Linked DNA regions of Mus musculus: all the other regions are linked to region 1. Evidence: chromatin loops called from intact Hi-C (ENCODE). Cell type or tissue: left cerebral cortex. All regions are shown on one strand. Links, peaks and the distances in the headings refer to the core of each region. The heading gives the core; the rest is flanking DNA.

What was found. Peaks named below come from ENCODE experiments on the same cell type or tissue, not always from the same donor. Only the 100,000 strongest peaks of a DNase experiment are listed, where the experiment ranks them.
Region 2: it touches region 1 in a loop (2.9-fold over the local background); 2 of 42 quality-filtered maps call a loop at or near these places.
Region 3: a loop joins it to region 1, with 2.4 times the contacts of the local background. A loop is called at or near these places in 3 of 42 quality-filtered maps.

The regions. Positions count from the first base shown.
Region 1 is chr1:176,840,650-176,849,159 of GRCm38, forward strand. Sdccag8 (serologically defined colon cancer antigen 8) reads left to right here. Exons shown (of 18, transcript NM_029756.3): 7 at 4,175-4,239; 8 at 4,532-4,720. Among named protein-coding and RNA genes, the nearest start is that of Sdccag8, 30 kb to the left of the region's middle. In left cerebral cortex, for the core only: no CTCF peak of the experiment used is centred there; DNase peaks (open chromatin) are centred at 3,432 and 4,619.
Region 2 is chr1:176,750,439-176,758,948 of GRCm38, forward strand. Cep170 (centrosomal protein 170) reads right to left here. Exons shown (of 20, transcript NM_001099637.2): 12 at 7,959-8,079; 13 at 4,728-6,545. Among named protein-coding and RNA genes, the nearest start is that of Mir350, 18 kb to the right of the region's middle. In left cerebral cortex, for the core only: no CTCF peak of the experiment used is centred there; DNase peaks (open chromatin) are centred at 3,701 and 5,011.
Region 3 is chr1:176,730,025-176,738,534 of GRCm38, forward strand. Cep170 (centrosomal protein 170) reads right to left here. Exons shown (of 20, transcript NM_001099637.2): 18 at 7,504-7,597; 19 at 6,820-6,871; 20 at 3,629-5,957. The coding sequence ends at 5,656. Among named protein-coding and RNA genes, the nearest start is that of Gm26104, 34 kb to the left of the region's middle. In left cerebral cortex, for the core only: no CTCF peak of the experiment used is centred there; no DNase peak of the experiment used is centred there.

The DNA of each region.
Region 1 (8,510 bases), core at 129-8,128:
TCCCCTTGTTCTTTGGATGTACAGGAGGCAATTGCTTATAGCCTTTTCTTTAGTAAGTCTGATGTCTGGTTTCTCACAGATTGTTTTTTTTTTTTCTTTTTTCAATTTATCCTGTTCATGACCCTACACTTTTATCTCCTTTACTCCGCAAACTTTCCCAGACAGTTGAATATATTCTTATCTGTACTCCTTGTCTCCTGTTTTCACTGTAACACCTGAGAGCACATTCAGCCTGCTCATTTTACAGTTGCAAGTGATTTCTACCTAGTAATAGTTTTGATACCACATGGACCAGTTCGACATCCTCTTTCCCAACATTCTTCCTGCACAACGCAATTTGAGTTCATTAAAGTACTCAAAAGTTTACAGCCTAGTGATTTTCTCTGAAAGAGTACTCAGGAAATTTTGGATCAAGATTTTTTTTTCCATCCTTGTACATCCTTGCTGTGTTCCCTGCCACCCAGTGTCTCTGCACTCCATAGCTAATCAACATCCTGACTTCCATGAGCATTTGCCAAGAACACATTACTGAACATTCTACTTGAATGTGCGAATTAAGGGAAGCTTATATAGATGGAGCCTTACAACGGTATCCGTTCTTTAATTTAGCTCCCCTTTCTTTCTCCTTCTCCATCTTCCTTACCCCTTTTCTCTTTTAACTTTAGTTTGGCTTTTAGAGATAGGGTCTCATATTGCCCAGGGTGGCATTGAACTCACTGTGGTACCAAATTTGGCTTTGAACTCAATCCTCCTGCCTCTGCTTCTCAAGTGCTGGCATTACATGTATGTCCCAACCATTTGTCTTTGTTTCCTACCATTGCATTTCTAGATCTGTCCATGTTACTGCATGTAGCAAAAGAGTAGCAATTTTCATTGAGGAGCCACCAAATGAATGTACCATAAGTGACTTATCTAGTGCTGATGGATATTTGTTGTGCTTCTAGCTTGGTGCTTGTGTGAGTATTTCTGCAGAGAACATTCATTATGTCTGTGAGCATGCACCTCACACATTCTTGGTCTTAGGCTATGTTAGTGTTCGACTTGAATTGATTATCAATGGCTGTCTTCTACGAAGTGCTTTACCAGTTTATACCCTATACATGGTACAGGACTTATCCTGAAGTCCACACCCCTTTTTATACACTGTTGGCAGTTTTTCTAATGATCTTGTGTGTATTTGCTTGGGGTTTTTTGGGGTTTTTTTGTTTGTTTATTTTTTGGGTTTTTTTGTAATGAGTCTGTTTCGTACAAGGTCTCTCTAGGCTGGTCTGGAACTCATCATGAGCCCAGGCTACCCTTGAGCTTATAGCAAAGTATGCTGTATAGTGTTTCTGCTCCTTGATATATTATGTTTATTTGATATGTTGATTTGGGGAACACACACACACACACACACACACACATATACTTACACATGCTTTACTATGTGTAGTAAGTTTTGTAGTCTCACTAAGTATATCTTACTTTTTAATTCTCCTGGTAGCTAATTGCTTGCTTTAGTTACAAAGATTTCATTGTTTATTCGTTGTATAGTGCTTTCTGTATTTTTTTTTTATGGTTTTAGAGCTTTATTGTAGAAAGGCAGGGAGAAAGGAGAGAAGGTAGAAAGAGAGAGGGAGAGGCCGGCCATGGTCACATGGAGAGAAGGGGGAAGGGAAAGAGAGAAAGAGAGCTAGAGAGTAAGGAATGTGAGAGCTTAAGAGTGTGCGCTTTCTGTACCTTAAAAAGTCCCTTTCTTCCTGACACAGGATATTTTCCTAAAGTATTTTCTGGAGTGTTTAGCTCTGCCTTTTACATTTAGATATACAATCTGCCTGGAATTCATCTTGGTATGTGATATGAAGCACACAGATTATGTTTTGGTTTTGTCTAGTGTGTTTATCGATATATTAGAGTTCTATTTATTGAAAAGGTAGTCTTGTGCCCTCATGATTTACATGTTGTGTTTTGTGCCTGTGGTTTTAAGGGTTCAACCCAACAGCCTGCACATGTGAGGTGAGCAAGCACACACCTGGGAACCTCCCCTGCATCTCAGCACCTTTTCCATGGCTTACAAGTGTTCTGTTTCTCTATGTGTTTCATTGTGCGCATACTAAACTGTCTTGATTATTATAGCCTGAATTGTAGACCATGTCACATAGAATGTTACTCTTTTTCCAAAAGAGTATCTTTACTATTTTGGCCTTTTGCATTTCCAAATACATTGTAGAGTTTGATTTAGATTGTCTTTCTAAAGTATATGTTATTTGGGAATTAATGGCCTTATAATACCATTTCACCCATCCTTGTGAACTCCATACAACTTCATGTATTTAAGTTATCTTTAACGTTCATTAGGCTTTTTTTTTTCTTTGAGATTATGGGAATCAAAACTTGGGCCAAGTACCACTAGGCAAAGCACTACATTGCTGAGTTGCATCCCTGGCCTTTGGCTTTCTTGAAACAGGATCTTTCAGCATATCTCAGGATGCTCTGGACCTGGTCTATTTCAGGGATGCCTAGAATCTAGGGCCTAGAACTCCTGACCATCCTGCCTGTGCCTCTGCAGTGCAGTGGATATGGAGTATACCCCATGCTCGGCTATGTTTAGGTTCTGAGGAAAGGATTCAAATACCCTTCATTAGAATCAGTCCTTAGTTGGTATGGATGCTATCATAAATATAATATTTATTTTCATATTTCATTTCTGAACTCCTCACATGATTTTTAAAAAGCTTACAGATTTTTTACTAAGTCATACAGCTTTAAAAACTAGCATTAGAATGGTGGGATTTCTCTTCTTCTATCCTTTACTTTTAACCTGTTTGTGTCTTACTAGCCGAGGGTGGTTTCCTTTAGAAGCACACAGCTGGGTTCTGGCTCTCAGCCACTCTGGTGTTAGTTTTATAATGTAGTATCTATGCCATTGTTAATTAATGGGACTATTCATACCATTGGTTTTCACTCAACGTGGTCATCTTGATTTTTGAGTTCTTTTTATGGTCCTATTGTTTGTTCTCTGTGTCACTGCTTGAATTATTTTGGGGGTTTCTTTGCTCTCTTTCCTGGGTCTGAAATCGTATTTCTCACTGGCACTCACTTATCACTCAGTTCAGGAACCTAGATGAGTTTTGTCATTTTCTGTCTCAGATCTAATCAGTTATGAACTTCCATCCTCCTGACTCTTGAATATCTCAACACTACAAACTTACTTTTCAGTATTTATCACTGGGTTGTCTTCACGGTCTGACCTACCTATGCATCTGCAATTAGTTCTTTATAAACAGTGTTTCCCCGCCCCCGTTATTCTGATGCTACACTCAATCTGCTAAGTTTCCAGTGCATGTCCAGTGCCTCAGCTACATGGGTTGGATAAACAGATGTCTTAGCATTTACCCTCTTCCCGTGTCCCACACTTTCCTGTCTCTCCCACGTCCAGCTGCTCTTGTCGTAGCTCTTTACTGTCTGGTGATCCAGTCAGGCTGCCCAAAGATACGGTGTGATGTGATAGCTTCAGATTCTCTCCTGGAAATCCTCCTTCATGCCTTAACTCCTGCTCTAAGAAGCCTATTTTTTTTAACTGGATTAGAAAGCTTTGCCTTTATAACTCTGCTTTCCTCCTGTTCATCTCACAGAGACTCATGTGCCACTCTGTTCCTTACAAGAGTATAGACTCTTGCTGAGGTTTGAGGTACCTTTGTGTAGATTCCTAAAAAGTACCTGTTTAATGGTAGATTGCACAGAGAGTCAGCTTACAGATGGGCTGTCCATTTGACTTATCATGGTAGGCACTAAACTTTTAACCTTCCTATTCAAAGTATGTATATATTGCACGCCAAACATATTTCACTTACAAAGAGGAATTCTGATAAGTTTGAGATTTACCATTATGAGACTACTAAGTGACAATCAACTTTCTGCAAAGTTCACACTTTTAACGGTAAGACTTGGTATAATATGCATAGTTTTAAAAGAAAATAAGAATGGTAGGCAGTCACTATTTTGGGACCCAATGGCTCTGTATTGGCGTTCACCTAATAGTCAGAACAGCAGAGTGGAGTGAGCTAGTGCACGCACTCCTGAAGCCTGGATCTCCCTGTGGGCGAGAGAGAAAAACTTGAGTTACTATTTAGAATTTAAATTTTTTATGAAAACAAGACATGGCAAAAATGTGCTTTCCTGCCTTGTTCTGCAGGAGAGGCTGAAACTCACATACGAGGCGAAGACTGACCTTCTGGAATCTCAGCTGATGCTTCTGAGGTAAATGAATCATCTATTTCCAGACACATCAAAAGGGTGGGGATCTTAAGGTAGACTTTAGCAGTTGATGAACAATAGATGCAATCAAAATTAGAATTACTTGATAGCACTTCACAATGTAGTACAAAAAAAAATAAGGCAATCAGTCCTGTGCTTCAAGGTTATGGTAAGAGTTAATAAGGTACATATGTTAGGTGTCTCCTGTGCTCAACACTATGCATGGCGGTGACGATACTCTCTGTACTTGTACTGTTTCCTGGACTTAGCCTACAATTTTTTCACTTTCTTTTAGGAAAGACTTAGCTGAATACCAGAAAACCTGTGAGGATCTTAAGGAAAGATTGAAGCATAAAGAGTCTCTTCTGGCTGCGAGTGCATCCAGCCGTGTGGGTGGCCTCTGTTTGAAATGTGCTCAGCATGAAGCTGTTCTTTCCCAGACACACAGCAACGTGCACATCCAGACCATCGAGAGGCTGACTAAGTAAGTGTGCCTTGTGTCCGGATCTTTGGCCACGGAGGACATTGTATCTATAAGGGCATGTGTCCTTTGATCTGATGGGGAGTCACATACAGTTAACTTCAACTCCCAATAAACCAGAGTTTAGATGGTCCCTTCTCTGTAGCTTTCATGAAGAAAGAGTGGCGAAGGTCGGGTCCGCCAGCCATGGGGAAACGTCTTAGTTCAAATCTCATTTGAGGTAAGAGGATTGAAATAGGTAATCCTCATGGGTCACGCAGTTCAGTGACTGCAGTCTCAACAGCCTTCTTCACAAGATGGGTGTGACTGCACCTCTTTAGATTGCGTCGTGTCTTGGATTTACAGTGTGGTTTAGGCAGAATGGGCTATCAGCACATCTTCTTCACGTGCCTGTTGCAGAGCATATTCTGATGTCACAGGAAGAGGATGCAGCTGTCACAGCATCAGCAGAGGAAGGCTGACTAGGGGGTGATTACAAAGAAGCTATGTTCAAATTCTTGCCCAGGCTGAAATACCACAGGCCCCCATGTGCATTTCGTGATCTAGTTTCACTCTCCTGAAGGAAGTCTTTTCTCTTCTGTAAAATTTCATTCAGTAGAAATTGAAAATTATTGGTTATTATAAAATCCAGTGCTGTTTTGCAGTCTGTGCTTTCCTATGCTCATTAGTCTTGACCCATCTCTGTCTGCTGTGCTCATCTCAGAAGCTCAAACTGCATTTATTTCCAAGTTATTCCCTCACTAAGTCCCACCCAGTAGGTCCTCAACTGACTTCATGCTTTCCTCTGAATCTTTAGAATACATCATGTCCACTTGAGAGCCACACTGAGGTCTTGTTTATTGCTTCAGCTCTGGGTCCTGCCAGAGTCCCTGGCCTTGTTGTTCACTCAGTGTTCATGTTCTGACTGGTAAGTCAGAGATCCCATAGGCAGAATTGATATACAAACATGGAATGACTGATCATTAAAGGCAGGCAGATATTCTTTACAACAACTTGCTTTATTGCTCTGAATGGAGTTTTCTATTCTGCTATTTTCTGGGAAAATATACAAAGGCATCTTTACCTTATGAACAGGAGCACTGAGCTTTGACACAGACTGCCTTGGATGCATAGTCTAGTTCTTCCACTGTTTGCTGTGTAATTTCACTGGGGTTGTCTAGCCTTTCTGGGTCTCTGTCTTCTCACTTTTAGAGCATATGAGGTGTTTGGGACAGTAGTTGAGATGATATCTATACAGTGCTTCTTTGTAAATGCTCAGCGTTCTTCTGCTGAGCAGTATCTACATACTAAACACCAGAGCCTCTGCACTTCACAGAGCATAAGAAGGTTTGATGTTTCTGCCAACGGTGACTTCCACACACGATTAATGTACTGACTGCTGTACAAAACCCAACTTGCCAGTAGGGATGACTGGTAGCTGATGGCCTTGATTTTGCTAAGTATGTTGTGAGTTATTATTAAAGCTTTTACATATATTCAATAAAACACACACATGCACGCACACACACATGCACACACACACACACACACACATATAATATTTTTCCTACCCAAATAATAGTGAGTGTTATTTGACCAGGCCTGAGCTAGGTAATTGAAAAACATAGTCTCCTTTAATCTTAAAATGCATTGTGTAAGGCAGGCACTGTTATGTGCATTTATAAGTTGGGAAGCAGTGGCTCAGAGAAATTAAATTTTTCTTTCTATTTGATAAAAATAAAATAGAACTGTACTTTGCAAACTGAATTATGTATAAAGAGCCAAATGTAGTTCAGACTATAAAAGTATTAGAAGTAAACTGATAGCTTTGGACTTGTATCCTCAGCATGACATGCAAAAGTGAAAGTCATAAACAGCAAAAGATTATTCCCTTGAGTCATTAAAAAATGACCTCATGGGCATCGGGGGTGGTAACCCACACCTATGGTGACCGAGCTCTGTAGGCTAAGGCAGAGGATCCAAGCCAGTCTGAATATAGAGCAGGATCCTGTCTCACAGAGCGTAAGGTTCCTTGTGTAGCTCAGCGGTGTGACACTGATCCACATGTCCAGGGTCTAATTCGCAGCACTACAGGACAATTTTAATTAATTGACTTAATTTACTTAAAGTAAAATATTGCCAATTATAGTAAAAGACTGGGAACATGCTTGCCACGGGTAACTAACTACTAGAGTATGTAAGCAGTTTTGAAATAAAACATGGCAGACTGTCCAGTTGCACTGTGAGTAAGGGGAAGAGGCTGGTAAGAGAGGAAGCTGTCAGTTATCAGAAGATATTTACACGACTAAGAGCAGCCTACTCCATCGGACTGGCCATGACTAATGGTGGATGATTCCACTGAGACCAGGATTTCCGTGCCTTGCCGGTGGCACAATGAAATCAGCACAGCTACTTTGCAGGATGATGTAGCACTCTCTATTAATATTTAATTTATGTGTTATAGTTTCCTACAAAGAAAAGGTCATGTACACACATTAGAGCATCATAGAGAATGCTTTTGTAGCATTATTTGTAAGGGTGTAAAAGCCTGAGCATCCTTCAAAAGAAAGAACTAAACTGTGGTATATGTCAGCTATGCCGATTTATGGAAGAATCGGGGCTGGAGAGATAGCTCAGCCAGCACGCTGCTTGCTGCAAAACATGATGCTCTAAGTTCAGTCCCTGGGAGCCCAGAGAGTGGAAGGAGTGCCCTGAGTCCTATAAGCTGTCCTCTGGCCTCTACAGTGGTACTGTGGCACATACATGTGTAACACACACACACAGTAAATAAACGTGAAAACTTAAAAATTGTATGCACAGCCACACACAGAGTTCACACAGATTTTGTATATCCACATACACATATGTGAAGACCCATGTGGTCTAGTGTGAGCCTAACTCCAAAGTAAATAAATGACCTAGGATAACAGCAAAGCAAAACCATTTGATTTTCTACTATATATCATAGTAGATACTTTCTCTAGGGTCATATATGTATAGAGAAAAAGATTTGAAAGAATGCACATCAGATATTTAACAGTAGTTAACACTGAAAAGGTAGAAAGGGGCCACAAGGATTCAAGATTTGTTTCAGTCTTTAATCCCATTGGTCTTTAATCTAATTTTACATGGAGATTATGAAAAAATATTACGATGATGTTTTATAATAAGTAGATGTCAAAGGCAGTTTTAACTAGTCAGTCTAGTGGAATCAACCAACAAATAAAATCAGCGTGCACCTCTATAGCATTGGCCTTCTAGGCTGTAGAGAACATGTCGAATGAGAGTCACATTGATTTATATTGACTGAGTGTCTGAGGGAGATTACAGTGTTTATATTGATCGGATGTCTGGCTTTTGTTTAGAAAGTAGATTCTTGTCATTTATGAATTCTACTTTTGTTATCTTAAATTTGATCTCAGCCTTTGAGAGGAAGTGCTGGCCTACTTAGTGCACATTTCTGCTGTGTCAGCAATGTGGCCTTATGTTCCACTTCAGTCACAGAATAGGGCGAAAGGTTTCTGCTTTTCTTATTTTTATGGATTGTAAGACTCCCTTTGTGTAATCTGATATTTAGACCTTTCCAACTTATTAGTGCACAATGCTGCCTACTGAGCATGCCGCTGACTTTGAAAAGCATCCAGCATGCCTTGGGTTTGGATTTCTAGTTTTGTGTACTTAATGTCAGTCAGTGCGTGCTACATGATTTTAATGTAGGATTTGGGAACTGAACCTTAAATGTGATAAATCCAAAGAGCTTGCTGGAGCCTTGAGAAACATGAACTTGTGAAACCAGTCGCCAGCTACTCCTTCC
Region 2 (8,510 bases), core at 128-8,127, 90 kb before region 1:
CAAGCTCTAGTCATAAATGCTTAACAAGGGTGTTTTCAGTTGCACATACTTTTTGAGTCGAGATATGGATGCTTTTTAAATGACAGCAAAAACACCAACAAGACAAAAATAAAAAGGGAAAAGACTTCCTCATGCCACATGGACTTTGAACACAGAGATGAAGAAAACCCTCTTTTCCCAACATACATATGTGCATAATTCCTGTCCAGAAATTATGCCTTTATGGCGGAAAAAAAAAACATTACCTCTGTCATTCAACATCCTGTTATGCTATGGTTGGAAAAAGTCTCTTTACATGGTAAAAGAACACAACAAAGCATCTTCAGTACAATTCTTTGCTGCTTTAACACCAAAAACATATGGTCAAACTAGACAATGGTGTAAACTCTACAAAGCATGAGACTACAAAACCTCACAATCACTGACATTTAAGGCACAAGAGAGAATTCAGATTGTCATTAAGGAAAGTGGCAATTACTTTCTCATTTACAGTTAGTAAAGACATTTTACAAATGTTATTGCTGACACATTGAAAATTAGAAGACAAATTAATGTAGACATTTTACTGTTAATAGCAAAATCAAACATACAAGTAATTTGTAAAATATAAACAAGAAAAGAACAGAGAAGTTAATGTCTAATTCATGGTAAACTCCATAAGGGCAGAAAATGTTATTTAACAACTAATGTGTACCTAGCATTTAGATGATGTGTCTGGCTAGCAAGTGATTAAGAATAGTTCTGAATGACGAGGGTGGCCTACTCCATATAGTAGGTAAGTGAAGCCCAGAATTTCCTCATCCTCCATTAGAATTTCATACTTTTCCTGATACTTCTTCAAACTGTACTTTCCTTGAAGTGGGCTGGCTCTTAGATAAAACTATACACATCGCCACTGAAGATGGCTTAAAGCAGAGGAATCTATAGGGGCAATATGTATAAATCAGAGCCTGTACTTACTCACACAACTATTTGCTCTCCTGGGGTTAGGATCTAGACTAATGGGTACAGGAAGATAGGAATATGCAGAGGAAGCTCATGGGTCTCTGTAAAAAGCATATATAAATATTTTTCTTTTTTCTGAAGAGGAATGTGATAGTTAATATTTCATCATTATCTTTACAGGATTTCAAATCATCATGGTTATACAACTCTGGGTGTGCCTATGAGCATGTTTCTAGAAAGGTTTAATTGAGCAGGGAAGACTGACTGAACCCAGGGCCTGGAGTTCCGTATAGAAGGAAAAAAGGAGGAGAAAGTATAATGACAGGAAAATAGATCATATAAGGTTTTCAGATTTTTTACCTATCTAGATTAAATTTAAAAATCACTTTCACTTTCTTAAATTTTCTATTTACAAAAATATGTTTAATTTATATAATTAGACTGATCTTACTAAGGCACTTAATAGATCACTAAATTGAAAATCCATACTGGGGACTTTTAAAATATCAATGTCTAATTTGTTCTTTGGTGAAGCACTAGTTATCAATACATATTAAAATGAAAGTAACTTTCAAGATTATTTTAATCTTGTAGGCCATAAGAAACATATTTGTTTATAACATTATAAATTATTTTAACACAGCACACAGAATCATGTCTTACAATCCATATATGTATTTTTATATTTTTTAGAAATGAAACTATATAAAACTTTAATTTGACAATAGATAATAGACTATCTATTTTACCCAAAATAAAATTTACTTTAGTTATAAAATATACAATATTTCTATTTTACTGAAGGTATAAAATAGTATTTTTACTAGAAACATACTATTATTTATTATGTCTAGAATAAAAAAGGACTTATTAATGATTAACTGTGACTATTTCTTTTTAACGTAACAAAACTATGTCGATCTTAAAATACAACTACCAATTTAGCAAAAAAAAAAAAAAAGATCAGAAAAATACACATTTTCATTATATATCATAGGACTTAAGAGAGGAATTAAAGTACAAACAAGTTTTGTTGTGTATATTTATAAGCACTTAGCAATAAGATTATTCAGGGAGAAACATTTCTCTGGGAAAGCTTTCTATTTTCACCATTCATGTAAAAGAAAAATTAACACAAGCTGTAAATGCCCACTGTTTAATTTCCAGTTTGAATTTTGAGATTTAGAATAAGGAAAATATTTAAGAAATAAAACCTTAAAAATTTTAACAACACTTTCTAAACTATGTACTTAAAACAATGAACACCAGCTACTTCATTAACTAGCTAGTGTAAAACAGGATCTTGCTATACAGTCCAAGCCTGAGACACAGTAAGTAGCCAGGCTGGCCTGGAACTTACTCAAGTCCCCTTGTTTAAGCAACCCATATTCTTATTTTGATAACTTAGGGTCCTTGATTTTAATTAACAAAAGAATATGGGTAAAACAAAGTCATTAAACCCTTGGAAGCAAATTGCATAAAAGAACTGCTACCAATGTTACTAGACATTCTGAGTCATCAATGCTTAACACATTAAATGAAAGGAAAAAAAATTAATGACTTAGTCCAAAATACTACAGAATACTTTTTACATATGTCAATATGGCCAGTATCACAGGTGGTAGATAACTCCAAGGTCTTTTAATGTTACATGGAGAATAGAAACCCTGGCCAGTATGATTCTATGTTTATTAAAGCCCTCTTTTCTTTTTTCTTTTCTTTTCATTCTCACTCAAGATAATACAGTTATCTTAAATAAAAATGTTATAGCATCGAAGACATTCAATTGTTAAAAATCAATCAAATTTTCTAGTAATCATACCATGTAACAACTATTTAGTACATTCTTCACTGGACTGGATAAAATAGCCTTTCGATGCTTTAGTGATCACCACCAAAATTATGTCACATCTACCTTGTATATATTTCTAGTAATAACATAACAGATACTAGTGTCTTATGGAACCTAGGATACAGTAACATTTCTTAACAGAGTAGCAACAGCTAGTAAAAGACCCTGGATTCTCATTCTGCCCTAAGATTTGATCAGGGCAGGTTATTTCATCTCCTGGTACCAGTTCTCTAAATATCCTTTCTAGATCTTAAATTCTGTAACTGTAATTATGTAATATCCAACTACTAAGTATAAAGAATAAAAGTAACATTTAACTCAATTTTCTCTAGGGACTTTCATTAAGAAATTCAAGGATTTATTATTTGTTTAGATACAGAGGAGTACCAAGATCTGTATTCAAAGCAGAAATAAAAATCACTACCTGTATATGATATGAAATCTTATATTTGTTTTTTAGACTTGCCAAGTGGTTCTATTTGGACCACATTTTAAATAAGCCACTTCATGCTAAAGAGTAAGGAATAAAATCAGACTAATCATGTGGTAAGAGCTAGTCAATGATCAGAGAAGAAGCGACATTATGCTCTTTGTAAAATATAACTTACATCACAGCTCATGTTAGGACGGAAGGAAACATATCTTAATGTGTTAAATGGAGGTAAGATGGCAGAACAAGCGCTGTTGCAGAAGAAATCGGGGAACACAGCTCAGAATGCAGCAGCACAAAGGGATTGAACTAAGAAGGTAGAGCCGTAAGAGCCGTAAGAGATAATTGAATAACAATACCTGGTAATCAACTGATTAATAATCAAAGACTGATGTGTGGAAACAGGCCAGAATAACAAAGAAAGCATCATTTATCCTCCATTAAGCTTCAGTCTGCATTTGGTCCTACCATAGGCTCTGACTGTCATCAACACAGTCACTGAGCAGCAGCGACAGGACAGAACAGGAGCAGACAAGAGCAGCAGTGAAAGGAGGACAGAAAGTGGGGAAGGAGGAAACACAGTTACAACGCACGATTGGCTTGGTGTTGAGTCGTGAAGGATGTATTATAAATTAAGCAAAAGTAAAATCAAGATTACACACCAATGTTCCTCTACTTTTAACTCAAGACTTAGGGCTCACTTAGCTTGTTGGTAAAGAATCATAAACTTTTAAGTCTGGGAACAGCTGGTCTACCCTTACTGGCCTTTGCAGCCACACCCACACGTGCAGCTGATTGTGAGGTAATAAGAGCACGCTTGGAGGATACACACAAATAGCTAGCTGCCTCACAGCTGTAGCCACACAGTCTCCATGGCTTCAGCTTAAATACGAAGTGCAGACAAGTAAGTCAATAGCACTTCAGCGCTTAGAGATAATGAGTAGTGATTGTAGTGACAGATAATCACTCCAGTTAAACGCTAAGAGTACAAGATAATGTTCACAATTAACTTTCCAGTTTAATTTGACCCACACATGTTTAGTGATTGCCCCATGAATCCACGATCTTCCACTGAAATAAATGAAGTTAATTTTCAACAGCTCCAACTATAAATGTGTAAGTATATGAAACAGTTTTTAATCAGATATTTATTTCCAAAAGGATGGAAAAAGGTATATTATTTCTCTTCAGGTTCATAAGAAATCTGAAACACCTGGTTTTAGGAGCATAACATTATTTTTAAAATAGTAATTCCTAATATAATTCTATCAAATTAAAAAAAAACCTCCTAAATGTGTTTAGTTAATATCTTATTTTGAAATCACTACTTTGTCTAAGACTTTATTTGGAATTTTACATTTTAATGGAGGAGATAGTAACTCACTAATTTTAACCTTATTCTTGAATTATTTTTCTAAGACAGCTAGAAATATAATTCTTAAATATAAAAAGCCAATACAGAAAACATACTGCTGTTATTAAAAATCTAGAACCAATTACCTGAAGGAGAGCCGTGAGTGGAGCTCATGCTCTTGACCTTGGAGTCGGAGAGCCGAGAGATACTGTTAGCTCGAGTTCTAGGAGAAAGTTTATCTGATGGCACTAGCCTGGCTCCGCTCCTAATGACAGCTTCTGCGGTGCGTGCAGATGCGCTGCTTCTTGAAATTGTTGCTTCAGAGTCACTACGGGCAGATAATGAGCCAAGTCTTGTTCTTCGAGGCTGAGCCAATAAATCAATCCTAGAGATGGTTCGCCTTCCTGTGGGTGGTTTTGATGTGGAACTTGTAGTGGACACTTCAGAAGCAACAGATGCTTTGTCAGCATCAGCAAGTTCACTGTCAGAAGCTTCACCAAGCCGGGCTCTTCGCAGGAGGGAAGTCCGGGTGGGCCGTGGCCTTGGGAGAGTAGTGGATTTGCTTGTTGAACCAGAGGCAACAGGAGAAGTCTTAGACTTTGTTGCTTTGCCTCCCTCCAGTTTGGAATGTATGTTGTGTTCATCGGCTGAGGTAAGTGGAGTCCGTCCATGAGATTTGCAGGAGTATGTTTCCTGGTCAGATGACATAATGTCAGAAATAGCAGAATGAGGCACACTAGAGGTCTGGTCATCGTCTGTTAAGTCTATGGAAGGCTGCCGGATTCTTCCACTGGACTGCACAAATTTGCGACCATCTGCTCTTGCACCTATATCTGCAGAGCGGCTTTTTGCTTTCTTTTCAATTTTCTCCCTACTGCCTGACTTAGTAACATCTTTGGATGGGGAACTCGTGGAACACCTGTCTTTATAGAGACTAGTGAAACTCTTCCGCTTTTGCGTGGACTTTCTTTCTGTCTCTCCAGTAACCAGACTAATTGTACTGGCTGTGTCTACATCAGACTCTGGGGAAATTGAATTGTCTCTATTGTAACTGGGAGTATCTGGGCCTTCATCAGTTTTATTATTATCTTCTCGCAGTTTAGCTTCTAGAAAAGCCATCACTGCTTCTGTGTCTTTTAGAATCAAGGTTGTGTCCATGCTAGAATCAGTATCCAAAGAGTCACTCCTTTCTCGGAGTCTACTTGCAGACGTCAGTGCTAAGGCAGTGGGTACAGATGAATTCTGCTTATTGATATGGGGGATAAGTTCTATGGGGATGTTGGAACTGGGCTTGTCTATGGTGAAACTCCCTTGGCGCACTAACGATTTGGAAGACTCTTTCTTGTCTCCTTTTGAGGCCTGGCATTTTGGAATTTCCTCAGCTTTTCTTCTCTTGCTTTCATTTTGTATTACTCTGTCTCCTTTGCTCGTAGAATGTCCTGAAACTTTTTCTAAGAGTTGGGACTCTTGCTTAGAAGATTCCTCCCTACATTTATCTATATGGCCTAAAGCATTTTTTGAAGGAAACTTAGTAGGAGTCCACTGGGCCTGCTCCTTTTGCTCTTGCTGCTGCATTTTAGCCAATGTTTGTTTTACCAAAGAAGTTTCCTTTTCCGTCTCACTCTTCTCCTTGCTAGATGAGCTTCCTGAGTGAAGGAGGGCTTTACCATCTCCACCAGTTTTAGGACTCTCACCATTGACTGCCCTGCTCATTTTACTCAGGCCTCGGTCTGCATCGTGCTTCTCGCTTTGGTATACCTGGGCTTCTTTTTCCTGCAGTTCCGTGTCTTGCTTTTCTCCTATCTCTGACCTCTGTGGAACGACCTTCGCTCTGGAGCTCTCGAGTAGCTTCTCTTCATTTGGGAGCTGGGGAAGAGTTCGCCTCTTCCTCTCTCCCTGACTAGCCAAGGAAGTTGTACAACTAGTACTTCTTAGGGAAACACCAGCGTCACCAGTATCTGTCTCTAAAATAAAAATATCAAAGCAGAAATTCATGAGAGCAAAAGGACACATATAAAAGGAATGTCTACTAGTTACAGCATAAGTTTAAAAATATCCTCAGTATAAAATGAATGCCTTCTGTGAAAAATTTGTACTTCCTAAAAAAAGAAAAGAAAAAAGGGCAAAATATCTTAGCTTTTAGCAAGGCATTAAAAAAAAATTCCATGTAATATTTTGTATATGCTTGGGCCAGGGAGTGGCACTATTAGGAGGTGTGGCCTTGTTGGAGTAGGTGTGTCACTGTGGGGTGGGCTTTAACACCCTTATCCTAGCTGCCTGGAAGCAAGTATTCTCCTTGCAGCCTTCAGATGAAGATGTAAAGCTCCCAGCTCCTTCTGCACCATGCCTGCCTGGATGCTGCCATGTTCCCACCTTGATGATAATGAACTGAACCTCTGAACCTGTAAGCCAGCCCCAGTTAAATGTTGTCCTTGTAAGTGTTGTATTGGTCATGGTGTCTCTTCACAGCAGGACAACCCTAAGACAATCCGTATCAATAGAAAATATGAAAATAGTAAAAAGTGACAGGACTTGTCATAATTTTATAACCAAGGGACTGTTAAACCATAATTTTCTGGTATATTAAGTAAGGCAGCTTATTAAAATAAATGACTTCTTTCTTTTTTTCAATTTAGTAGATCCCAATGCAAAAGTGAATACTTTTGAGGTGATAAGACAGAGACAAAAAAATTTGATCATATTTGAAAGAATTTAAAAATGAAGGGATCATATGTGAGTCTTTGTTTTGCATTTTAATGTGTAAAATTAACTGTAAAGCTTTTTAAGTGTAAACTGATAATTTAGAATACTATATACTTATGTAGTACAAGGTAACATTATTACTAAAAAATGAAATAGAAAATAATTAAATCAATATTTGACACCTTAATTTATAATATAAATTCATACATATATGAATCATGTGCAAATTATTACCTTATCTTTATGATTACACTATAATGGTAATTACATATTTTTCTAACAGATTGGCATATCAAGAAGGGTTAATTTTTTGAAGTTTTAAAATTGTACTTGAACAGCAAAAATTTACAATAAAAAAGCAGAGTGTCTGAAAATGAAATACTAAATCTTAGTAGTTATCCTTTTGTCTTTGGAAGGTTCAATTTATGAACTACACCAAAGTTTTTAAGGAAAAAGGACTTGGGGTTAGGTGGCATAGCATAGCATCTTGTATAATATATACACTAGTCCTCAGTTTACTTCATTTAAGCTTAATTTACTTCTAACTGTATTAAGTTTAGCTTGTTTTGTTTTTAAATACACATGGTCCACTAAAAGAGGGAGGGAGGAAGGGAGGGAGGGAGGGAGGGAGGGGAGAGAAAAGAGGTAAACATGGAGGAGGAGAGAGAAATTACCGTTTTCTACAGTTGCAGACAATTCCATTAACCTTTCTTCTGGATCATGCCTTGTATGATTAGCAGCCAAACTAGCCCATTGTGAAACCCAACGTTTGCTTCCAGATGAAGATATGGCTTCCTAAAGGAGAAAAACAGAGAGAGAGAATGCAACAACCCTGCCAATGCTCATTTTCATGAGCGAGAACTTCATTCAGTCACAGCATGTGACACAGAAGCCATGTCTCAAGCTCAGCTTGTTATGATGCATTGATTCTTCAATCAAGGCTCTCTAGCTGTTCCGTTCAACCACAATGTATTCTTATTATGAACGGAGTATACAATCTCCTGTGCTTCTTATACACTAACATGGTACTAGGTACAACAGTTATTCTGTTGCCAGAGGAGGACAGACACAAATCACAGCTTTGCAGCTAGCCCAGTGCAATTGGTTTTATTCCATTAAAAGGAAGAGAATCTAAAGGGTTATTAATTAAAGTTACCTGTTAGTCCTATACTTTCTAAGAAATCAGACTGGCTTCAGGGTTTCAAGACTTATCAAATATACTAGGT
Region 3 (8,510 bases), core at 284-8,283, 110 kb before region 1:
CAGTGGCTACTGGCTTCAAGTTTCCTAGAATTATATGAGCTAGGTCCTGTTCTCTGCTGGGTCAGCTTCTTTCTGCATGTTCTTAAACTGATACCACCACATATGTCTGTAGCTGGCTTATTCCTTCCCATTGCTGAACAGAACTTCATTCTATGACTGTGTAATTGCTTCTTTGTTGGTGAACACGGATTACATTTCTAGGTTCTGGCTATTATAAATACTATTCCTATAAGCACTGTGTATGCCTTTTCATGGATGAGAGATTCCTCTTGCAAAGTAAATGACTGCATTGTAGGACAAACTACAATTTTAAAAGGAATTTATACACTATTTTCTGATACCATGGTACCATCTTTGTCTTAAAAAAAAAACCCTCCTCCTGTTATACGTTATGAAGGTTTTGTTGTTTGTTGTTTATTTTCTCTGTGTAGCCCTGGTTGTCTGAAACTCACATTGTAGATCAGGCTGATCTCAAACTCACAGAGATTCTCCTACCTTTGCCTCTGGTGTGTGCCATGATAACTGGGCACATTATGAAGTTTTGCAGGGTAACTCAATGTCAATTGGTGTTTTTCTTAAGAGACTCAGTATACAATCATGGACTGGCAATGGAGCACAGATATGGCAGTTCACCCATGCATCCTGTGGCCAACTCAAGTCTGAGGAACTGGACTGAGTGCAGTGGGACTTCTTTTGGTTACCGAGGAGGCTCTACTCAAGAAGGAAGTAGGCAAAGTCAAAGCTCTGGAGACTTGGGGGTGGGGCATAGAAGCTGTAAACAAAACGATGTAACAGTGTTTGTATTAATCTCATTCAAAACTTTTTTTTTTTTTCAATGAAAATCTATTGCCACTACCCTGAGTATTGTAAAGTGACACTGGAACCCCTATGCTATTTGTATCTGCAAGAAGCACTGGCATTAATTCCTCCTCCTCCCACCTCCAAGTAGTTTTAGCTGCATCTCACCTAGTCCCAAGGGATAGTTCCTCTTAATTCACCTTGTCCAGGGATATGTGGGAAATGCTGCAAGCACATTTCTGGTGACAGCCTTGATCCAGGGCTACCAGTTTTCTGTCACAGTTCTGGCTTTCACTTTTAAAACAAGAGGTAGTTCCTCCACAGACAGAGCTCTCACCATTCAGCTCTGTAGGACTCAACATTCAGCTCTGTAGGAGCTGGTTCACTCTTTCATCTGTTTATAAGAAACAGCAGGATTTCCGGCTTCTGTTCCAAAAGAAGGACTTTTTCTGGGGCTGGGGCTGTGGCATGTAAGGGTGGTTGAGTATTGGGTCAGCTTGCTCAAGTTTAGCAGCTCTTTAAGTTGAAAACTAGTGGTGGGTGACCATGAACAATCTGAATACATAAGTCAAATCCTAATTGGACTACTGGGGAAACTTATCCTCTCTCTCTCTTTCTTCTTCTTTTTTTTTTATGTTTTTTTGTTTTGTTTTGTTTTGTTTTTGTTTTTGTTTTTTTCAAGACAGGGTTTCTCTGAATAGCCCTGGCTGTCCTGGAACTCACTTTGCAGACCAGGCTGGCCTCGAACTCAGAAATCTGCCTGCCTCTGCCTCCCGAGTGCTGGGATTAAAGGCGTGCACCACCACCGTCTGGCAAAACTTATTCTCTTATTGCAGGTTCCTTCATCTCTAACAGAGAAACTCAAGAGTCGTGGGGATAATGCAGCTAACACTCTTGGTAAACTGCCCAACAGGGCCGTACTCTTTTCTACATTTGTGCCTCAACTACCTCAAATATGAAGCAGTTGAATTAAATGTAATATCTGCCAATTCTAGATCTAATACTACATACCTTAAAACTACAAACGTCCATCCACTTCAGAATAGGACTTTGCAATAGCTTGAACAGTATGGTGAAACTAAGAAGATTTCAGGGAACAAATGTTTACTGCATGTTTCCGTATGCATATGAGCAATGCAGAGCAGTGAACATTCCAACAAGCAATGGCTCCAGGTGGCAACATCAGCTACATATAGGCATCAGCAAGGGACTGGCTTTATGGTTTGGGAAACTGCATTTGGAAGGGAGGGGGGGGGGGAGAAGTGATTTAGCTCGGCTCAGGGAACTTAAACAAAACTTTGAATATACAGCTATGAGGCTCAGATATTCCTTCTAGATTCCTGTTGTACTGGCCACTCTCACATTCAAATAACATAAAGGTTTCCCAAACTTAGACATGTTGTGGACTATTTCCTGGAGATCTGTAATTTGCATGCAACTACAGGTCCAACAGAGTATCTCAGACATGGGTGGTACCACCACAGCTCTGGGGAGCCTCTGACCGTGTTTAAGACCTAACTGGACTGTGGCATAGCAGGTGTCAGTGAATCAAGAGCACACAGGAAAGCAAACAGGGAAGAGAAGGGCTACAAAGTTCCTACAACCTGATGAGAATGAAAATGAATCAAAAGGAATCTGAGCATACAGAGCAGTGTGTATTCCCTTTAAGATCAGCCAAGGGGCAACAGGAGTATGACTTATGGTACTAGAGGAAAATGGGCTTTTCACCCTCTCAGTGTAGGATCAAGGACCGTTTACTTCTGATGAGTATACTGCTTAGTATGTTAAGACAGTAGCTACAGAATGGATTAGGTCTGGGCAAAACTGAATCTGATGGGTTAGGCGACTTCAGTGAGTTTATATATAAGAACCTTGCAGTGTTTTTGAAGCATTATTTCATAGTCCCTTGAACTACAAGAACCTTAGATAAGATGAAGCTCTCATTTTATAGATCAGAGTTGAAGGACCACATTCACAGGAATAGGTCTGGATCTCAAAACATTCAACTGAAATCCCTCAAGAGTTGTTCCTGCCAGAGACACAGCAAACAGGTCCAAGGACAAGAAGGAAGTTAGAGGATGCAGAAGCTGAACAGGATGTCTACCCTGGAAAAGACAAGGCCAAGGACACAAAGGAAGTTCAATGGCACAGAAGTATGGCGTTCTACCCAGGAAACACCTGCAGTGACGTAAGAGAAGTACATACACATGTGTCATATGAAGAGGGGAAATGAAAGTATACAAGACACTTGCTATGGTATCAAAGAAGGAAGTTTTGTGAAGATGTAGGTAGGGTCTGAGGAATGGCAGGGCTGTGGGTAAACAGTGCAGGGTGGAAGAGCAGGCAGAAATTATACTGAGAAGCAGCATGTAACAGGGTTAGAATATGGAAAGCCACACAATCAAGCTGTGAAATTCTTGCTATTGATTAATAACGGAGACATTCAAGACTCTTGAGACCCACTGAGAATGAAAAAAAGTCTAAATTGATATTTTTTAAATTGAAGATGTTCAAGATATTTAAACTTCTCCTTTGTTTCCCCGATATACTACTGTCAGAAAGCTTTTGGATGACTCAAGGCTGACTACAAATAACTTGTGTGTGTGTTTGTGTGCATGCATGTGTGTGCTTGTATGTGCACATGCACACATCCATGAACATATGTTACACTAGAGTATTAAGCTATTGTATTACATTTGTTAGTAATCCATTAAGAATACTGTTTTGGATGATCATATAGTTATTAAAACTGGAAGGTTCCTTTATAAAAAGTTGTTTGGTAAATTTATAAATGAAAATATATCACATGGTAAAAGACATGAAATCTATGATCATTGCATAAAGTTCCAGAAACACTTTATTTAAAAATGGAGTTGTAAATGCATAACAAAATAAAGTAATAAATGTAACAAAAATAAATAAGGAGAATGTATTCATATAAAATAAAAATAACATAGTAAAAGGCCAAATGTTTATAATTGAACAAAACTGTGTAAACAAACAATAACGTAAGTAGATAATTTAATACCTTCTTAGACTCCTTATCTTGTATTCTTCATGTAGATAGACTCAGTACCAAACGTTAACTAAAGGGGGGAACAATCATGATTATTATGCATAACTTTTTCTTGAAATGGACTGACCCTGCTTCGATGTTTTGTTTGTTCCTTCAAAGCATCTCACTTCCCTTTTACATTTGTTAAAATCCTTTTGAAGTTTTACTTCATGAGAGCTGTGAATTTAGCTTTACAAGGAGAACAAATCCTTTTCTGTTTTTTAATTTAAAGAAAAATATGAGATCCATTACACAGCAGACTTATGTTTTACATCTTACAAAAACATTTTGCATTTTTATTAACTGATCCAACATCATAGGATTTCTTAGATCCTAAAAAAAAAAAAACCTTGAAGAGCAGTTACCTTTTCCTTAAAACAAATGTAGCGTAGGTTATTGCTAAGATATCAAAGACCACATCACAAAGCTGCAGTTTACTCTTTATAGACTTAGAGCCTTTGAGTAAATCCAGGCCTATTAATATATTTAAAAGAATTAAGATTCACCCAAATTATAGTGTTCTGGAAACACAAAAATAATTCCTTTATTTAAAAACTTATTGAAATGTGAGCTTACTGGAAAGAAAACAAAACAGTAACAAAAACCAAGTTTAGAGAAGATATTTTTCACAGGCTTTCTTTTTAGTAGCGATAAGCCCAAAGCCTTAGTCGTTGTTGCTGTCTTGCAGGGTCCTTACAAATGTGTAAGACTGACAAAGGGTTACTATGGACCTACAGGGAAACACAGAAGCAATTCAATGACTGGGAGTGCAACTATCAACTACTCTCACAACTACTGATCTTCACGTCTCCTAATGAAGAAAAATTAACCTCATGATCATTTGAGGGGCATTTCTGTAACATAAAAACTTGGTAACACAGGACAAATATACATGTTCTTAATTTTAAAAATATACTCCACCTAAACTATCTGTCAAATTTAACCTTCCTAGCAATTTAATCTAAAAGGAGAGACAAAATCGTATTTCCTTAAAAAGAAAAACAGAAGAAAAGAAAAAAAGGAAAAAAAGAAAAGTGCCAAATAGCTTTGTATGAAAAGTGGAGTAAAACACTGTGGGGTTAAAACAATACAGTATTGTCAACTTCCTATGTACAAATGTCAGTCCTTAGTGATATATGCATACGCCCATCTATCACTCCCAGTAAATCTTAGTGCAAACATAATAATTAATTTCCATAAACCCCAAGACAAGTTACTTAGCAACAGTTATAAATCACACTATGTTGGAAAGTCTTAGAACGCAGGACGGCTGCTGTGGAGGGTCTGCTTCACTCTACAGAGCAGGGCGGCGCTGTGTCCAGTGACTGTGAGGAATAATATAAACCCTAGTATTAAGAAGCAAATTGAAAGGTTTAACAATCTGTACAGCGGGTGCCAAAGTTCATCTCAGGGGGCAGCTTGGCACAGGAGACACAGGGGCTCAGAAATGTGGATATTTTAGTTTGTTTGTAGGTCACAGCATGGCTTAAAACAAACAAACAACAACAAAAAAAAACTATGAAGGGAAAGGATGAAATGATATGATTTCATCTGAAAATCACAGAACCACAAAAGGCGAAGCCGATATAAGCTGCCTCTGCTGAGTGTGCTTCAAGTGGCTGTCTGAGTGGTTTGAAAAGACTGGTGTGACACATTAGAAGTAAAAATAAATAAATAAATCAAGAAGACAAAGATAACAAGATTGTTGCTGACCAAGCTCTCTTGTTTTGTATGTCAACATTATGCTGCTTCCAATGCCCCTACTTACTCCATGGGTAATGTCTCTAACAAATAAGGAAACGTCATTCGTGTACTGTAACATCCTCCTCTTCCCCATCAGGGTTGAACCTATTGAAATGGATACTGAAATCAGCCTCAGATTCAGCATTCTCAAACTCAGTGGAGGCTGCTGCTGCCACTCCCGCAGCAGCAGGGTGTAGGGCTCTAGTTTCTGGTGGGCAAAGTGCTGGCGTCTGACTAGGGCTGCTGTGGTTATTAACAGGGCTGGACTTCTGTTTTGGTGGAGATGGCAGGATAGCATTGGGAAATCCCATGTTGTTAAGAGCCTCCAAAGTCCCATCTGGGTCAATCATGGCATTTATCACTAAAGGAAACAAAAAATAAAGAGAGGTAATTCTGTTTTTAGCAAGATGCAGATATGAATACTTCTTATCATTAATAGAGACTTTAGCTAAAGTAAGCTAGTAACCTCTAGTTAAGTGAGCTAGATCTAACATAACCTGGTTCAGTAACCAGTGGTTAAGTCTACATTGTAGACTATACATATCTGAGTGCTTCTCCTAGGACTCTGCAGTCCATACAGACACTTTAGGTGACTGCAAACAGTGCATGGAAGGGAAAAAGCCAAGAGCTTTCTAAACTTGCTTTTACCATCATAGAGGATTACTAAAAATACTGGTTATGTTTTCAACATCCAGATTTTTATCAAATACAAATATCAACAATTGTTCATTATCTCTATGCCAGTTGTGGCGGCCTCAGAGGTGGAGGAGGAGGATCAAGAGCTCCAGCAACTTGGTGAGGTCCAGACCAATCTGCATAGACCACTTCCGATAGAGGGAAACAACAAAAAGATTTTACATTGGGAACTATCTATATCTATGTATCCATGTTTATGGGGCTAGGAAAGAAGCCAGGGCCTTACACATGCTAGGCAGATATCCTAGGATGGAGACACATCTCTAGTCCTTTATATATAGAGTTGTAAAACTTCCCTTTATGAATAACTTGGATATATTCAACTCTATACTTTTATAAGTACTGGTTGATATATTCAGTCAAATACTGTTTCAATAATTAAGAATGTAAGAAATATATTTTCAGAAATGGAATACACTGAGCTGGTCTCAAACTCAATCCTCTGGAATGCTGGGCCTCAGGCATCCCAGAACCCCGCACACTACCTTATCCAGATGCAGCACTACTTAATCTAGCAGTACATTTACCTTGCAACTGTTTTTCAACTCTTTTAAGCTCCTGTAAAATAGAAGAAATCTCCTGTAGGGAAAGAAATACCCCAAATTAGCTTCTTACCAAATTAAACCATTCTCCTGTTACAGCAATGCAACTCTATGGTACTGCACTCGTAGCTACACACAAGACATCCATCAAGCAAGATCCAATTTATAATCGTTAATAATGAAATTTTTTCAACAACAATAATAATAAAATTTCAAGGCAATTTACTAATAAAGAAAGGACAGTTTTGAAACATCTGTTCTGATTAACTTTGCAACATTTTAAAACTGTGCCTTTGAGGTTTTTTTTTTTTTTAATATGAAAAGTGAAACATCAACATAGGAGAAAAATCTGATAAAACTGTGCCTTTAAAATAGAAATTGTATGTCAATTTAATATTTAAGTTCTAAATTTAAAGCTGCTTCTTTCATAATGTAAAGTTATCATGTGAACAAGATGCATCACAGTAACTAATAAACACAAGATCCTCCTTAATGCTCTTTGTAGCCTCGAAACAACAGAGACTTTAAACACCACTGGATGGACTGTAGCTGAATCTATGCATTTATACAGTCTTTTAGAATGTAAACTAACAAATATTCAAAACTATGCTTTTCCCTACAAATGAAGCCATGCAGCTGAAATGTTTTAATCTTGAAAAACCACCATACCATGCTTGAAGTTTTAACGATAGGGACTTCACTTTCAGCTCTTAGCTTGTTTTCTATGTCATCCCAGTTCCGGTCTTTGTCTTTAAACAATATTCTACAGTCAAAAAACACAAGCATTTCAAGTTCATGGTTTTGTTGATGATATCAAAAACTACATACATAGTTTGTGTAATTTCAAAACTATATTAAGAAAAATAATCATTCAATGAACTCAGATGTATAATAGTGAACACTATTGATTCAAGCTTGTGAAAATCTATTAAAAACATAACTCAATAGGTACTAAAATGTCGATTGCTGTCAATATGCAGGTGAGCGCAGGAGTAATATAAGACTAGAGTCTATGATTGGACAATGAAAAAGGAAGGTGGGGCTGAGAGTTTCAGAGACAGGACAGGAGAGAGAGAAAAGACAGAGAAGATGGAAGAACAAGAGTACAAACCCAATCCACCTGGCTTTCAGTAGCCACAGGTAGCTATGAATATCTCAGAATGGACAGAATAATATAGGACAATTTGTACAATCTAGGTGGGCAGCTTATATCAGTAATTAGCTCTGAGTTCATTTTGTGGGTTGAGAATTTACTGATATAAATCTGACTGATAAATTACAAGTCTCTATAGTTTTGATTTCACTGGGTTATAGGGATTTGTGACAGCTAACCACGGGGGTGGGGAGTGGGGGTGAGGAGTTGGCTGGGAATGTGAGCAGGTTCCACAACAAGTGAACAGTGAGTCAGGTGGCTGTATGCCCCAATTTCAAGCAAATACTAAGGACCTATCAATATTTTAGATACATTTGAAAAAGTAAAGGTATTCAGTTAATAAAAAGCCCAAGATGTAGAACAAGTGATCAGGATTCTGTCTGTTGAGACTTGAACTTAAAGGGAGAAAAAAATACATATAGCATGCTAAATAGTGTATGTATAATGTAAATATATCTTAAACATTTGGAGTTTTGAACCTGGCTCACATACTGTTAAACACTACTAAAATTAAAGAGGAAAG